Linked DNA regions of Homo sapiens: region 1 is linked to region 2. A link is a loop called in an ENCODE intact Hi-C map of the cell type or tissue named here. Cell type or tissue: CD14-positive monocyte. All regions are shown on one strand. Links, peaks and the distances in the headings refer to the core of each region. The heading gives the core; the rest is flanking DNA.

Region 1 (9,283 bases), core at 211-8,210, 62 kb before region 2:
GCGTGTGCCACCATGCCCTGCTAATTTTGTTCTTTTAGTAGAGACAGAGTTTCACCATGTTGGTTGGTCTCGAACTCCTGACCTCAAGTGATCCACCACCTCAGCCCCTCAAAGTGCTGGGATTACAGGCCTGAGCCACTGTGCCTGGCCATGAACACTGTTTTTAACAGAAGGAAATTTAATTTTTTTTCATTTTTAAGAGATCGGGTCTCACTCTGTCACCCAGGCAGGAGTGCAGTGGCATGATTATGGATTACTGCAGCCTTGAACTCCTGGCCTCAAGTTATCCTCCTGCCTCAGCCTCCCAAGTAACTGGGACTACAGTCACATGCTACTGTGCATGCTAATTAAAAAATTTTTTTGGCTGGGCACGGTGGCTCATGCCTGTAATCCCAGCACTTTGGGAGGCCGAGGCAGGTGGATCACGAGGTCAGGAGATCGAGACCATCCTGGCTAACACAGTGAAACCCCGTCTCTACTAAAAATAGAAAAAATTAGCCGGACATGGTGGCGGGCGCCTGTAGTCCCAGCTACTCAGGAGGCTGAGGCAGGAGAATGGCGTGAACCCAGGAGGCGGAGCTTGCAGTGAGCTGAGATCGTGCCACTGCACTCCAGCCTGGGCGACAGAGCGAGACTCCGTCTCAAAAAAAAAAAAATTTTTTTTGGTAGAGGCAAGGTTTTATGATGTTGCTCAGGTTGGTCAGACTCCCGAGCTCAAGCAGTCCTCCTGCCTCCACCTCCCAAAGTGCTGGGATTATAGACATGAGCCATTATGCCCAGCCCATTTAATTTTTTATATTAGATGATTCAAATTCATAAATGAAGGGAAAATAATTATTTTGAGGATTCTTACTTGGTTGAGCAGGCTGGTTTCAAATTCCTGGGCTCAAGTGATCCACCCACCTTGGCCTACGAAAGTGCTGGGATTACAGGCGTGAGCCACCATGCCCAGCCATATGAAAGAAAATTTAAAAGTTAGAGGATGAAGCTAATAATATTAGAAGTAAATTTTAGGTGTTTTACAGTGAACCTAAGGTAATTTAGGGGAATTAGGGAGTGAAACCTATCTTTTAAATATTTCGGTTCAACATACCATTTATTCCTGTGGATATAGATAGGATACCTTAAAAGGACTCATAGTCTACTGAGGGAGATAAGAAAATAAATAATTCTAATATAAAGTGATATGATAGAGAAGTGATTCCTATTATTTTGGGTTGTGAATCACTTTTAGAATCTGAAAATAGTTGTAATGCTCTCTCTTTCAAGAGTTACATATACATAGTGTTTACATATAATTTCAGAGTTTCCCAGATGTCCATCAGGCCATTTCTTTTTTTCTTTTTTTTTTTTTTTGAGAAGGAATCTCACTCTGTTGCCCAGGCTGGAGTGCCGTGGCTCGATCTTGGCTCACTACAACCTCTGCCTCCTGGTTCAAGTGATTCTCCTGCCTCAGCCTCCTGAGTAGCTGGGATTACAGGTGCACATCACCACACCTGGCTAATTTTTGTATTTTTAGTAAAGATGGGGTTTCACCATATTGGCCAGGCTGGTCTCGAACTCCTGACCTCAAGTGATCCGCCCACCTTGACCTTCCAATATGCTGGGATTACAGGTGTGAGACACTGCGCCCCACCTCATCAGGCCATTTCTAAGCTCCAGATTAAGAACCTTTGATTAGAGACAGGAACGTGTTAATTGCATGCGAAAGGAAGAGGTGACTTCATTGAGAAAGTGACACTTAAAGCAGAAGATGCAAGACTTCTGTAGGTAGAGAAGAGAAGGCAAAGCCTTCTAGGAAGTGAAGATCCAGAGGCGTGGTTAATGGAATGGCCAGTAGACAGTTCACTATGACATAATATGAAGTGAAATAAAGAGTATGTAGGTTGGTTGGGGGGGTTTTAAGCTGATCTTTGTATATTTGCAAATTAACCAGGCATGGTGGCATGTGCCTGTAGTCCCATGTACTTTGGAGGCTGAGGCAAGAGGATCACTTGAGGCCAGGAGTTAAAGGCTGCAGTAAGCTTTGATCAAACCTCTATGCTCCAACCTGGGTGACAGAGTGAGACCCTCAAAAAAAAAAAAAAAAAAAAAAGAGTATCATGTAGGTAATGGATATTTTTCTTGGTCTGTCTGAAGGCTCAGTAACACCTATTGTAGATCAATTAATTATTTCTGCAGCCCCATTCACTCTTAGAATTGACCCAGTTTCTGTTATAAATTATCTGGTCACCCTAATCATTAGGAACCTTCAGTTCATTGAAAAATAACATTTTGAATAACACTTTGAAAAATAACCTTTGGGCCAGGCGCGATGGCTTACTCCTGTAATCCCAGCACTTTGGGAGACCAAGGCAGACGGATCACGAGGTCAGGAGATTGAGACCATCCTGGCCAACATGGTGAAACCCCATCTCTACTAAAAATACAAAAATTAGCCGGGTGTGGTGGCGTGAACCTGTAGTCCCAGCTATTCGGGAGACTGAGGCAGGAGAATTGCTTAAATCCAGGAGGCAGAGGTTGCAGTGAGCCAAGATCGCGCCACTCCAGCCTGGCGCCAGAGTGAGACTGTCTCAAAAGAAAAGAAAAATAACCTTTGGCTGATTGTGCTGTCTCCTACCTGTAATCTCAGCACTTGGGGAGGCCAAGGCGGGAAGATTGCTTGAACCCAGTAGTTTGATACCAGCCTGTGCAACATAATGAGACCCCATCTCAACAAAAAATAAACTAGCCAGGCATGGTGGTGCGAGCCTGTAATTTTAGGTAGTTGGGAGACCGAGGCAGGAGAATCACTTGAGCCCAGGAGGTCGAGGCTGCAGTGTGATACATGATTGCGCCTCTGAATTCCAGCCTGGACAGTAGAGCAAAATCCTGTGTCTTAAGAAAAAAGAAAACTTAAAATATTTTTTTCTGGCACAACCTTTCTCTAGGTCTTAGTTTTTTATAGTTTTTTCAAAAAGTACTATGCAAAAGAACAGCATCATTGTCAGAATCCCTCTTAAAATACGATAATGTTTTCTAATTACCTAAGTATACTTTCACCATTTAATTATTATTTTTAAATTAAGATAAGTAAAAATGAAAACTTCTAGTAATCCTGAGTGATTTATGGAGGCAAATACTATAACCATTTTTGGAGTGTAGCTTGTCTTTCTTGTCTTTTTTTTAGACCCTATGCTTTATTCTGTCCCTTTATCTCGTATCAGCTTTTTGTATGCCATTCCTTAGATAACATTTCTTAAATAATAAATGGTTATATATTGTTTATTATAAAAGAATTTAATCACTCAGCATTGAATACTTAAGCTTAAGCTTTTACTGTGTGTCATGCAGTGGTCTAGGTGTTCAGGATATGGTAATGGAGCAACACAGACCCTCAGCCCTCATGGATATTACATCTTTATGGGATAAGAAGACAGCAAACAAATATATATACAGTATACTATTGGGTTTTAGTAAGTAACTTGATGAGAATAAAGCAGGATAAAGGGATAGAGAATGACTGGCCATTCTACCTTAACTAATTCTCTCAGGGAAAGTCTCTCTGAAAAGGTGGCAATTAAGCTGAAACTGAAGATTTCTAGGAAAAAAAAAACATTTGTGGTAGAAGGAACATCAGTGCAGAGGCCCAGAGATAGGAGTGAGCTCAATGTAGTCTTAGAAATGGAAGAAAGCCAGTGTGGCTGGAATGGAGGGAGGTTGGATTTGAGACATCAGATTATGTGGACTGGTATGGTTTGGCTTTGTGTCCTTACTTAAATCTCATGTCGAATTGTAATCCCCAACAAGTCAGGGGAGGGACCTGGTGGGAGGTGATTGGATCATGGGGGCAGATTTTCCCCATGCTGTTCTTGTGATAGTGAATGATTTTTCATGAGATCTGATGGTTCAAAGGTGTGGCACTTCTCCCCTTGCTCTCTCTCTCTCTCCTGCCATCATGTAAGACGTGCCTTGCTTCCTCTTCGTTTTCTACCATTATTGTAAGTTTCTTGGGGCTTCCCCAGCCACGTGGAACTGTGAGTCAGTTAAACCTCTTTTTTTTCTTTCTTTTTTTTTTTTTTTTAAATTACACAGTCTCAGGTAGTTCTATAGCAGTGTGAGAATGGACTAATACATGGACATTACAGACCATAGTAAAGATTTTGGATTTTAATCTAGATATAATAGAAAGCCAGTGGAGGATTAAGAGGAGTAGGTGTGAATTTACTTTTAAAAGGTCACTGTGGCTGCTGTATGGAGAATAGACTGTGTGATGTGGACATGTGGTGGTGATTGAAATGGGAGTAAGGAGAAGTAAAGTCAGTAGAATATGTTGATGTCTTGGATGTGGGATGTGAGAGAAAAGAGTAAAGGTGGTGTCGTAGATCTTGGTTTGGGCAACTGAGTGGTCCTATTTGTGGAGATGAATACTGAATGAGGAACGAGTATTTTGTTGAAAAAACCTGAGTTATAAAACCTCATAAATGAGGACATGTAATTCTGTAATTTTATTACTTTGGAGAATAGATCATCCAAATCCTGTGAGCAACAGCACACTGCCTGTCATGCAGTTTACAGGAAATATTTGAATCTAAGCTTTTGAATGTATTTTTTTAGTTTGATCTAATTTGATTTTTACTATTTAAAACTACTGTCATATTTGTAGTCCTTTGATCAGTTTTAAAAAATCGAGACCAGGCATGGTGGCTCAAACGTGTAATCCCAGCACTTTGGGAGGCTGAGGTGGGTGGATCACTTGAGCTCAGGAGTTTGAAACCAGTCTGGGCAACATGGTGAAACCCTGTCTCTATTAGAAAAAAAAAAAAAAGTGTGTGTGTGGCTGGGTGTGGTGGCTGACGCCTGTAATCCTAGCACTTTGGCATGCCAAGGAGGGAGGACTGCTCGAGCCCAGGAACTTGAGACCAGCCTGGGCGACAGAGTGAAACCGTTGTCTCCAAAAAAAAAATGTGTTTGTGTATATATTATGTTTTATGCCTATTCTGGAAGAAAGGTTTTTAGGCAGCTAAAAGTTACCTTAAAGTGTGATAGTCTCCACTTTTTATTTATTTATTTATTTAACAGAGTCTCACTCTGTCGTCTAGGTCAGAGAGTAGTGGCATAATTACAGCTCATCGAAGCCTTGAACTCCTGAGTTCAAGTGAACCTCCTACATCAGCTTCCTAAATAGCTGAGTAACTAGGATTACAGGCACAAGCCACCGTGCCCAGCTAATTTTTTAAACTTTTTTTTTTTTTTTTTTTTTTTTTTTTTTTTTTTTGAGACAGAGTCTCGCTGTGTCTCCCAGGTTGGAGTGCAGTGGCGAGATCTCGGCTCACTGCAAGCTCCCCCTCCCAGGTTCATGCCATTCTCCTGCCTCAGCCTCCCAAGTAGCTGGGACTACAGGCGCCCGCCAACACGCCCGGCTAATTTTTTGTATTTTTAGTAGAAACGGGGTTTCACCGTGTTAGCCAAGATGGTCTCGATCTCCTGACCTCGTGATCCGCCCGTCTCGGCCTCCCAAAGTGCTAGGATTACAGGCGTGAGCCACCGCGCCCGGCCAATTTTTTAAACTTTTTAACAGAGACAGAGCCTTGCTATGTTGCCCAGGCTGGTCTCAAACTCCTGGCTTCAATTGATCCTCTCACCTCAGCCACTCAAAGTGCTGGGATTATGGTGTGAGCTGCTGCATCCTGCCGGTTTCCCCTTTTTTGTTGTTTTTTTGTTTGTTTTGAGGTGGAACCTTGCTCTGTCACCCAGGCTGAAGTGCAGTGATGCATTCTTGGCTCACTGCAACCTCCATCTCCTGGGTTCAAGTGATTCTTCTGCCTTAGCCTCCTGAGTAGCTGGTATTACAGGCACGTGCCACCACACCTGACTGATTTTTGTATTTTTTAGTAGAGAAGGAGTTTCGCCATGTTGGCCTTGCTGGTCTTGAACTCCTGATGTCAAGTGATCCACACGCCTTGGCCTCCGAATATGCTGGGATTATGTCATGAAGTAAAAGTTAACCCTCAGTTCACCTCCTACTGCCTTAGCATATGGTGTCCATATGTCACTTTCATTGAGTTGGTTAAATTCCTTGAAAGGCTCCTGGCCAGTCTCAAAATTACACAAAGATTATGCTTTTTTGTATCTGGTATGCAGGCTTTTTACACTAATGTCCGTCATTTTACATAATAGGGATTTGCTGATAATCAAAGAAGCATTAAAAGTCAGACTTGGCCAGGCACGGTGGCTCACACTTGTCATCCTGGTACTTTGGGAGGCCAAGGTGGTGGGAAGATTGCTTGAGCTCAGGAGTTTGAGACCAGCCTGGGCAACATGGTGAGACCGTGTCTCTGTATTTTTAAAAAATTAAGAAAAAAAAGTTGGGGCTGTGCGTGGTTGGCTCACTCCTGTGATCCCAGCACTTTGAGAGGCTGAGGCGGTTAGATCACTTGAGGTCAGGAGTTCGAGACCAGCTTGGCCAACATGGCGAAACACCGCCTCTACTAAAAATACAAAAAATTAGCTGGGTATGGTGGCGTGAGCCAGTAATCCCAGCTACTTGGGAGGCTGAGACATGAGAATTGCTTGAACCCGGGAGTCAGGGGTTGCAGTGAACCGAGATGCACCACTGCACTCCAGCTTGGGCAATAGAGCAAGGCTCTGTTTCAAAAAAAAAAAAAAAAAAAAAAAATTGGACTCATCTTCTGGAATGTGTTCATGTTACATTTAGTCTAGTTATTTTGTATTTGTTTATTTTAACCTGGTTTTTGTAAGTTTGCCCTGGGAACATTTATCAGATATGAGAGAGAAGCTTATGTCATTATTCCTTATTAGCCATAATTGAGTGATTGATCATATGAACAAAAAAAGAATCAAGCACATATATATATATTTTGAGATGGAGTCTCACTCTGTCGCCCAGGCTGGAGTGCAGTGGTGCGATCTTGGCTCACTGCAACCTCCGCCTCCCAGGTTCAAGTGATTCTCCTGCCTCAGCTTCCCGAGTAGCTGGGACTACAGGTGTGCACCATCCATGCCCAGCTAATTTTTTGTATTTTTAGTAGAGACGGGGTTTCACCATGTTGGCCATGATGGTCTTGATCTCTTGACCTCGTGATCCACCCGCCTCGGCCTCCCAAAGTGCTGGGATTACAGGCGTGAGCCACCACGCCCAGCCCAAGTACATATTTTTAAAAGGTCTAGTGAGAGCTGCATATGTTAAATGGGGGAGGGAAAATGTCAAAACTAAAGAAACATAGGTTAATTTGAAATATTAATTGATAACTTTCTTATATTGGCCTGCCTCTGCAGTATAAACTGTGGAATTTTACTATGTTCTATAATTTTGTCGTATATATTTTACTTAGAGAAATTAGATTTTATGACTATCAGGCTAGTATTTTTAATATAATTGCAGAGATGAACTTAATAATAGAATAATGACATTACTAAAAGAAGGAGAAATTTATATTCTGTGAGGTTGGAAGGGTTATCTTAGTAACTGCTTATGAAAAATTCACAGCTGGGCCCGGTGGCTTATGCCTGTAATCCCAGCACTTTGGGAGGCTGAGGTGGGCAGATCACGAAGTCAGGAGTTTGAGATCAGCCTGACCAACATGGTGAAACCCTATCTCTACTAAAAATACAAAAATTAGCCGGGCATGGTGGCGCACACCTGTAATCCCAGCTACTCAGGAGGCTGAGGCAGGAGAATTGCTTGAACCCCGGAGGCAGAGGTTGCGGTGAGCTGAGATGGCGCCATTGCACTCGAGCCTGGGCAACAGAGTGAGACCCTGTCCCCTCCAAAAAAAATAAAGGAAGAAAGAAATTCCTATAAATTATTTAAATTACTTCTTAATAAATAGCTCTTTTTTTTTTCTTTTTTTTGAGACGGGGTCCTCCGCTCTTGCACAGGCTGGAGTACAGTGGCATGATTTTAGCTGACTACAGATAATTCCTCTTCAATGCCATAAAATTTATTTTCTTCTTTCTCTCTCTCTTTTTTTTTTGTTGAGACAGTGTCTCTCTCTGTTGCCCATGGTGGAGTGCAGTCGCACGATCATGTCTCACTGCAGCCTTAAACTCCTGGGCTCAGGCTATCCCTCCTCCCTTAGCTTTCCAAGTAGCTAGGACTACAGGCATGCATCACCATGCCTGGCTAATTTTTTTTTTTTTTTTAGTTGGAGTCTTACTCTGTCACCGAGGCTGGACTGCAGTGGCACCGTGTTGGCTCACTGCAACCTTTGTTTCCTGGGTTCAAGGAATTCTCTTGCCTCGGCCTCCCGAGTAGCTGGGATTACAGGCACCCACCACCACGCCTGGCTAGTTTTTATATTTTTGGTAGTGACGGGGTTCACCATGTTGGCCAGGCTGGTCTCGAACTCCTGACCTCAGGTGATCCACCTGCCTCGGCCTCCCAAAGTGCTGGGATTACAGGAGTGAGCCACCGCACCCGGGCCATGCCTGGCTAATTTTTAAAATTTTTGTAGAGATGAGATCTTGTTGTGTTGCCCAGGCTGGTCTCTAATGTCAGGGCTCAAGCAATTCTCCCGCCTCAGCCTTCCAAAGTGCTGGGATTACAGGCATGAGCCACCATGCCCAGCTATGCCATAAAATTTCATGAGTTTTTTTTTTTTTTTCTTTTGCGACAGGGTCTTACTGTGTCATCCAGGCTGGAGTGTAGTAGCTCAGTCATGGCTCGCTGCAGCCTCAACCTTTTAGGCTCAAGAGATACTCTTGCCTTAGCCTCCCAAGTAGCCAGGACTACAGATGTACATCATGACTCCTGGCTAATTAAAAAGCATTTTTTTTTTTTTTTTTTCTGTAGAGACAAGGTCTCATTATGTTGCCCAGGCTGGTCTTGAACTCCTGAACTCAAGCAATTTTCCTGCTTGAGCCTCCTAAAGTGTTGGGATTATAGGTGTGAGCCACTGCTCCTGGCCTCATGATACATTTAGCCATTTTATATTTTATAAAATCTTGATTCTTTTACCCTAAAGCTTTGTTTAATCTAATTAGAGAACCATGCTTTTATTTCTTTTGCCAGGCCACTGTTGAGTATTTGCCAGGTCACTATTGAGTAGGCTAGGATTTCAGTGGAGATACCTCGCCAGAGACAAAAGTTTAGCTTGGGTTGATCAATATTCTTTAGGCAATGGTGTCCAGCCAGATGTAAATCTGTTTGATTGTCCTATCATCTAGCACAGATGGCAAATATATCATTTAAACTAAAGATTTATTTATACTTTTTTTAGAAGAATCATTTATCTTTACATCTCTGCTTTTAAAAATTGATACTTAATAATTATTTGTGGGA
Region 2 (8,000 bases), core at 1-8,000:
GAAGTGAAGTCAATGATAGCCTGGGACCCAATCATTTTGGGTTCTGTAAGCATTCTTCACCATCTAATCCTCAAACCTTGGAGAAGCAGCTTTCTTCCCCTTATATTTAGGTGCTCAGAAAATCCTGCTGTTTCTATAATATATGAATTAACTCCCAAATCTGCCTTTTTTTTTTCTGTCGAGATCCACTGCTGTTATCAGGCCCTTATCACTATGTACCTGGGCTGTCGGAATAGATCCCTGTTTGATATCTTGACACCAGTATCTTCACTAAGAGTTCATATTGTTGTAATGGCTCTCTTTTTTAAACAAATTGGATGATATTTCTGCCCTGTTCAACATCTCCTAGGATTACCTTCATGGCGAAGTCCTTACTTGACCCGTCTTTTTAGTCTGGCCCTAATCTAATCCTCTGATGTCACCTCCTCTCACTCTACCTCATGCACTTCTATTCTCTGGCATTACTGACGTGTTTATGGTTCAGCAGACGTGCCCTAGTTTTTCAGGTCTTTGTGCTTCTGTTTAAAATATTCCTTGTTTTGCCTACACATGATCTCCTCTGCTTTTTATGGCTGACTGCAAGCTCACCATCTATCACTGTTGATCTGCCACCTTTGGAGGCTCCCTGGAACTCTTCTCCCAGGAAGAATTAATCACATTCTGCTCTGTACTTCTTGATATATTATTCATACTCCTTACACCACTTTCTTTTTTTTTTTTTAAATTTATTTTTTTATTGATAATTATTGGGTGTTTCTCACAGAGGGGGATTTGGCAGGGTCATGGGACAATAGTGGAGGGAAGGTCAGCAGATAAACAAGTGAACAAAGGTCTCTGGTTTTCCTAGGCAGAGGACCCTGCGGCCTTCTGCAGTGTTTGTGTCCCTGATTACTTGAGATTAGGGATTGGTGATGACTCTTAACGAGCATGCTGCCTTCAGGCATCTGTTTAACAAAGCACATCTTGCACCGCCCTTAATCCATTTAACCCTGAGTGGACACAGCACATGTTTCAGAGAGCACAGGGTTGGGGGTAAGGTCACAGATCAACAGGATCCCAAGGGAGAAGAATTTTTCTTAGTGCAGAACAAAATGAAAAGTCTCCCATGTCTACTTCTTTCTACACAGACACGGCAACCATCCGATTTCTCAATCTTTTCCCCACCTTTCCCCCCTTTCTATTCCACAAAGCCGCCATTGTCATCCTGGCCCATTCTCAATGAGCTGTTGGGCACACCTCCCAGACGGGGTGGCTGGCTGGGCAGGGGGCTGACCCCCCCACCTCCCTCACGGTCGGGGCGGCTGGCCGGGCAGAGGGGCTCTTCACTTCCCAGTAGGGGCGGCCGGGCAGAGGCGCCCCTCACCTCCCGGACGGGGCGGCTGGCCGGGCGGGGGGCTGAACCCCCACCTCCCTCCCGGATGGGGCGGCTGGCCGGGCGGGGGGCTGACCCCCCCCCACCTCCCTCCCGGACGGGGTGACTGCCGGGCGGAGACGCTCCTCACTTCCCAGATGGGGTGGCTGCTGGGCGGAGAGGCTCCTCACTTCTCAGACGGGGCAGCTGCCGGGCGGAGGGTCTCCTCACTTCTCAGACGGGGTGGTTGCCAGGCAGAGGGTCTCCTCACTTCTCAGACTGGGCGGCCGGGCAGAGACGCTCCTCACCTCCCAGATGGGGTCGTGGCCGGGCAGAGGCGCTCCTCACATCCCAGATGGGGCGGCGGGGCAGAGGCGCTCCCCACATCTCAGACGATGGGCGGCCGGGCAGAGACGCTCCTCACTTCGTAGATGTGATGGCGGCCGGGAAGAGGCGCTCCTCACTTCCTAGATGGGATGGCGGCCGGGCGGAGACGCTCCTCACTTTCCAGACTGGGCAGCCAGGCAGAGGGGCTCCTCACATCCCAGACGATGGGCGGCCAGGCAGAGACACTCCTCACTTCCCAGACGGGGTGGCGGCTGGGCAGAGGCTGCAATCTCGGCACTTTGGGAGGCCAAGGCAGACGGCTGGGAGGTGTAGGTTGTAGCGAGCCGAGATCACGCCACTGCACTCCAGCCTGGGCACCATTGAGCACTGAGTGAACAAGACTCCGTCTGCCATCCCGGCACCTCGGGAGGCCGAGGCTGGCGGATCACTCGCGGTTAGGGGCTGGAGACTGGCCCGGCCAACACAGCGAAACCCTGTCTCCACCAAAACCAGTCAGGCATGGCGGCGCGTGCCTGCAATCGCAGGCACTCGGCAGGCTGAGGCAGGAGAATCAGGCAGGGAGGTTGCAGTGAGCCGAGATGGCAGCAGTACAGTCCAGCTTTGGCTCCGCATGAGAGGGAGACGTGGAAAGAGAGGGAGACCGTGGGGAGAGGGAGAGGGAGGGGGAGGGGGGGAGGGGGAGGGGAGGGGGAGGGAGAGGGAGAGCCCTTACACCACTTTCTATGTCATTTTTACTGTTGTTAGGTAAATTGTAAATCCCTGTGCATAGGAATCGTGTCTTTTTCAACTTGATTTCCATGACTTAGAATTGCTACTGCAAACAAAAAAGAAAAACTCACAAACTTGTTAGATTGCTACATCTGAAGTCAAGTATAGTTTGAGAGTTTTTTTCATTCTAATGTGAGTAAAAGTTTTTGCGTGCCTAATGTTTTTAACTGAGGGTACTACTAATTAGCATCCTCGAAGGAAAGAAAACTGAAAGTGATTTTGCTTTAAAGCTTGTTATTCATAGTAAAAGAACATTTACCATGTAATTCAGGGAAGCTTTAGAAAGAAAACCTAGGGGATCTGTTGGCCATATCAAAAAAGTACAAGCTACATGGACAGTGAGGTGATACTGTAATACTTCCACCTGTAGGTCAACTGGAGAGACTTGGTTTTTTCCAAATAGACCTAGCTTAATTGTGATGACGCATGCCAACCTAATTAACCTCCTAATGTTACTTGTCTTTGTTTTTGTATTGTCAGGAACTTGGTGTGTGGGTTGGGAATATTAGAACATAATAGAACTATGTGATGTCTAAATTGAGCTTTAACACAAACTGGTTGGTGTTATTGAGGGAAAGTATAACTTATTAGTGGGAATGGGAAAAGAAGCCTGATGTTGTGGTGAGGTAGAAATTTCCACTGTGTTACTGTGAACAGGAAGTAAAGGGCTAATGGTCGGTGACTCAGCTGTTTTCTGAACCTGTCTCATATGATTCAGTGTGCATGATGTCTGTTTATTCTCGACAGAGTAAGTACTACGGGAGTCACATTACACAGGCAGACATAATGTTTATTTAACCAACTCAGTGATGACCTAAAAATAACTTGTGGGGTTTTTGTACTACATTTAGCATAATCAGATAGAAAAATCATAATGGACACCCATCATTGAGTGCTTTCCCTTATAAATAACTGGATATATAGTCAGCCAGTACTATTTCATTTCTTACATTGTTAAGGTGCAATCTTTGGTATTTAAATGAAAGGTAGCAAAAGAAGATAGCCTTTAAATTATCCATAAAATAATTCTGTACCATTTTAGATTATACTTTGGACAGATATGCATTTTCGGTGCTTAGTGCCATCGTTGAGGTATTTTTGCACCAAAATTTTCATATAGGAACCTTTTTGTGAGGCTATAGCAAATGTTGTTTTGAAATAGAAATTTACGTATTTGCTGGATTTTATGTTAATATTAAATTATAGTAGCAATAGTTTTACTTTGATTTTCTTGATTTATTCATCTTGTACTGAAGGTTTGTGCCTACCATGTACTGTAATTGAGTCTTAAATATGTCAGAGCCGGGCACGGTGGTTCATGGCTGTAATCCCAGCACTTTGGGAGGCTGAGGCAAGTGGATCACCTGAGTTCAGGAGTTCGAGACCAGCCTGCCCAACATGGTGAAATCCTGTCTCTACTAAAAATACAAAAATTAGCCAGGCATTGTGCTGCGCGCCTGTAGTCCCAGCTACTTGGAAGGCTGAGGTAGGAGAATCGCTTGAACCCAGGAGGCAGAGGTTGCAGTGAGCCGAGATTGCACCCCTGCACTCCAGCCTGGATGACAGAGCAAGACTCTGTCTCCACATAAAGAAAAAAAAAGAAAGAAAGAATCTTAAGTATGTCAGAGTATGGTTACTGTTATGCTGTATACCTGTTACATGCTTGGCTTTGAAGGAGAGAGCACTTGGAAGCCTGAGCTTACATAATAATCATAATCTGCTCATTGTCTGAGAAATTGTGAGTTGTTATGGTTTATTCTTTTTGACATTTGAGTATTCTTGCTCTCAGAGGTGCAGCATTTGTAGCATGTAAACTTTAATCAGAGATTATTTCAAAAGGGAAAGGGAAGCTAGAGTCACTAAGAAGAAATAGGCTGGGCACAGTGGTTTATGACTATAATCCCAGCACTTTGGGGGGCTGAGGTGGGCGGATCACTTGAGGCCAGGAGTTTGAGACCAATCTGGCCAACATGGCAAAACACTGTGTCTACTAAAAATTCAAAAATTAACTGGGGGTGGTGGTGCATACCCATAGTCCCAGGTATTCGGGAGGCTGAAGTATGAGGATGGCTTGAACCTGAGAGGTGAAGGTTGCCGTGAACAAAGGTCTCACCACTGCACTCCAGCCTGGCTGATAGAGGGAGACTCTGTCTCAAAATTAAAATAAATACATAAATAAGAAATAAATGCCAGCATTCTTTTTACAATAATGCTTTATGTAGTGGGAATGTGTGATCAATCTAATAGTCAGTAGAACTACCCAGTGGTTGATGCTATATATAAAGTAGGAAATACGTACCCTTTCTATAATTGATTTTAAAAGTTTCTGCATTAAGCTTACACTCTTTTATTTCACTCCATGTTTCAGTAAAAATCACAGGACTTGTTTTTATTTACAATATTATACCATTGTTTGAATATTTAATGGGATTTATATTTTAAAATGTTTTAGTTGGTATAGTTATTAGATATTCTGTATTAACCTAGAATGGAAAATTAAAGTATGTATCTTCTGATTCACTGCATGTAAATAGGACCTGACTTGGACATCGTTTGAAATGTATTCCAGTAATCGCGCTGGCTATACATGGTCCCATACCTGCCCTTATCCCAACAGATAAATGGTATTCTTCTTTATTTATTCATTTATTTATTTATTTATTTTTGAGACAGGGTCTCACTCTGTTGCCCAGGCTGGAGTGCAGTGACATGATCTTGGCTCACTGCAACCTCCTCCTCCTAGGCTGAAGCAGTTCTTCCACCTCAGCCTTGCAAGTAGCTCAGACCACAGGCATGCACCACCATGCCTGGGTAATTTTTAAATTTTTTTTGTAGAGACGGAGTCTTGCTGTGTTACCCAGGCTGGTCTTGAACTTTTAAGCTCAAGCAATCTTCTCACCTCCGCCTCCCAAAGTGCTAAGATTACAGATATGATCACTGTGCCTGGCCCCGCAAATTGGTCATTTCTGATGGTTGTCTGGGCCTCAAAGCCTGAGTTCAGCATAGTGTTTTGGCACGTTGCAAAGAATAAGTAAGAAAATGTTGTTAAGTGGACGCAACTATTCCACATGGGATGATGTTAGATTTGAAGAAGGAAAAAGTGGTTCCTCAATTCCTTTCAGATTGGCAGTTGCAATAGTAACAGAACCCTCATTGACATGAAGAGCCAATGTTTTCCTGTAGTAGAGGAATTATTTTCTTGTTTTATTTAATTATTTATAGTGTTTCTTGATTATGTTCATGGGGGCATTTTGTTTTGTTTTGTTTTGTTTTGAGACGGCGTCTTGCTCTGTTGCCAGGCTGGAGTGCAGTGGTGCAGTCTCGGCTCACTGCAAGCTCTGCCTCCTGGGTTCAAGCGATTCTCCTGCCTCAGCCTCCCTAGTTGCTGGGACTACAGGCATGTGCCACCACGCCCAGCTAATTTTTTGTATTTTTAGTAGAGACAGGGTTTCACCATGTTGGTCAGGATGGTCTCGATCTCTTGACCTTGTGATCCGTCTGCCTTGGCCTCCCATGGCATGTTGTTTTTAAATAACTTCTCTTGCTCTATGAGATGAGAAAATATGTATTCTGTTTGGGACTTTCTTACTCTCCCTCGATAATAAAAGATAAAAATTTTTATTTTTCATTCACTGAAACATAAAAAAGGCATCATGTTTTGTGCAGACTATTAAATGTTGATTTTAAGATCTGTGTTGGATGGTTTTATATAGCTGTCTACCATTTATGAGTTTCATGTGGAATATACTACCATATCAAGTTTTCATTGTTTAAACAGCTCTACTTTGTCAAGTATTGTTTACAATTCAACAAGAAACAAGCAAGCATTTACAAATATACGTGCAAATATGTATTCGTCTGACAACCAATTAGTGAAATTGAATAAGTGCTCTTGAAACAAACTTGTTTGATATCAAGCTTTTGTGCTAGAGTAATATTGTTGTTTTGACTACTTTAAAAGTGTTTTTATCTGGATGTGGTGACTCGTGCCTCTAGTCCCAGCTACTTGTGAGGCTGAGGCAGGGGAAGATCACTTAAACCCAGGAGTTCTAGGCTGCAGTGAGCTATGATTGTGCCACTGTACTCCACCCTGGGCAACAGAGTGAGACCTGTTCTCTTAAAAAAACTTTTTTTCAGTTGTGGTAAAATACACAAAATTTACCATCTTTCTGAGATCATTTGCTATAAAGGAATACCTAAGTCTGGATTATTTGGGGGTAAAAAAAAAAAAAGAGCTTTATTAGTCTCATGGTTCTGTAGGCTATACAAGAAGCATATTGCCAGACCAACACCTGCTTCAGATAAGGGCCTCAGGAAGCTTCTACTCATGGCAAAAGGTGAGGGGGAGGTGTGTTCAGAGATCACATGATGAGAGAACCAGGTGACAGGCTCTTCTAAATAACCAGTTCTTAAGGGAACTAAGTGAGAACTCACTCCAGCAAGGATGGCAGCAACTCATTCATGAGAGATCAACTCCCTTAATCCAAACACTTCCCATTAGACTCCAGCTCCAACATTGGGGGTCACATTTCAATATGAGATTTGGAGGGGTCAGTATTCAACCATAGTACCACCTTAATTTTTTTTTTTTTTTAAGAGAAGGAGTCTAGCTCTGTTGCCCAGGCTGGAGTGCAGTGGCGTGATCTCAGCTCACTGCAACCTCCACCTCCTGGGTTCAAGCGATTCTCCTGCCTCAACCTCCCGAGTAGCTGGGATTACAGGCATCCACCACCATGCCCTGTATTTTTAGTAGAGACTGTGTTGGCCAGGCTGGTCTTGAACTACTGACCTTGTGATCCGCCCGCCTCGGCCTCCCAAAGGGCTAGGATTACAAGCATGAGCCACTGTGCCCGGCTCACCTTAACCATTTTTAAGTTTATAGTTCCGTGGCATTAAGAACATTTACATTTGACTGGGCACATTGGCCCATACCTGTAATCCCAGTATTTAGGGATGTCAGTACAGGGGCATTGATTGAGCCCAGGAATTTGAGACCAGCCTGGGTGACATAGCAAGAATGTGTCTCTATAAAAGATTTTTTTTTTTTTTAATTACTGGGCATGGTGGCACATGCCTGTAGTCACAACTACTTGGGAGGCAGAGGTGGGAGGATCGCTTGAGCCTGGGAGATCAAGGCTGTGGTGAGCTATGGTTATGCCACTGCACTCCAGCCTGGGTAACAGAGTGAGACCTTGTCTCAAGGAAAAAAAAATATGTAATTGTCAACACTGTGTATCTTCATACCTCTTTTCATCTTGCAAAACTGAAACTTTTTGTCCATTAAATACAGATCTAGTGTCCCTTATCCAGAATGCTTGGGACCAGAAGAGTTTTGGATTTCAGATTTTTCTGAATTTTGGAGAATTACATTATTTACAGGTTCAGCATTCCTAGTCTGAAAATCTCAAGTGCTCCAATGAGCTTTTTAAATTTTTTTGTTTCATGCCAACTCTCACAAATTTACAGATTTTGGAGCATTTGGATTAAGGACACTAAACTTCTTTTTTTTTTTTTTTTTTTTTTTTTTTGAGAC

Evidence for each region. Hi-C counts contacts between places; a loop is a spot of excess contacts. Peaks named below come from ENCODE experiments on the same cell type or tissue, not always from the same donor. Only the 100,000 strongest peaks of a DNase experiment are listed, where the experiment ranks them.
Region 1: it touches region 2 in a loop (1.8-fold over the local background); 4 of 110 quality-filtered maps call a loop at or near these places.

What each region holds. Positions count from the first base shown.
Region 1 is chr1:21,079,012-21,088,294 of GRCh38, reverse strand. All of the region lies in intron 3 of EIF4G3 (eukaryotic translation initiation factor 4 gamma 3), which reads left to right. Among named protein-coding and RNA genes, the nearest start is that of EIF4G3, 93 kb to the left of the region's middle. In CD14-positive monocyte, for the core only: no CTCF peak of the experiment used is centred there; a DNase peak (open chromatin) is centred at 3,974.
Region 2 is chr1:21,017,623-21,025,622 of GRCh38, reverse strand. All of the region lies in intron 4 of EIF4G3 (eukaryotic translation initiation factor 4 gamma 3), which reads left to right. Among named protein-coding and RNA genes, the nearest start is that of MIR1256, 33 kb to the right of the region's middle. RefSeq lists a silencer at 2,713-3,007, a cis regulatory region at 3,146-3,156 and an enhancer at 3,079-3,223. In CD14-positive monocyte, for the core only: no CTCF peak of the experiment used is centred there; a DNase peak (open chromatin) is centred at 3,162; H3K4me3 peaks cover 1,215 bases; H3K27ac peaks cover 1,762 bases.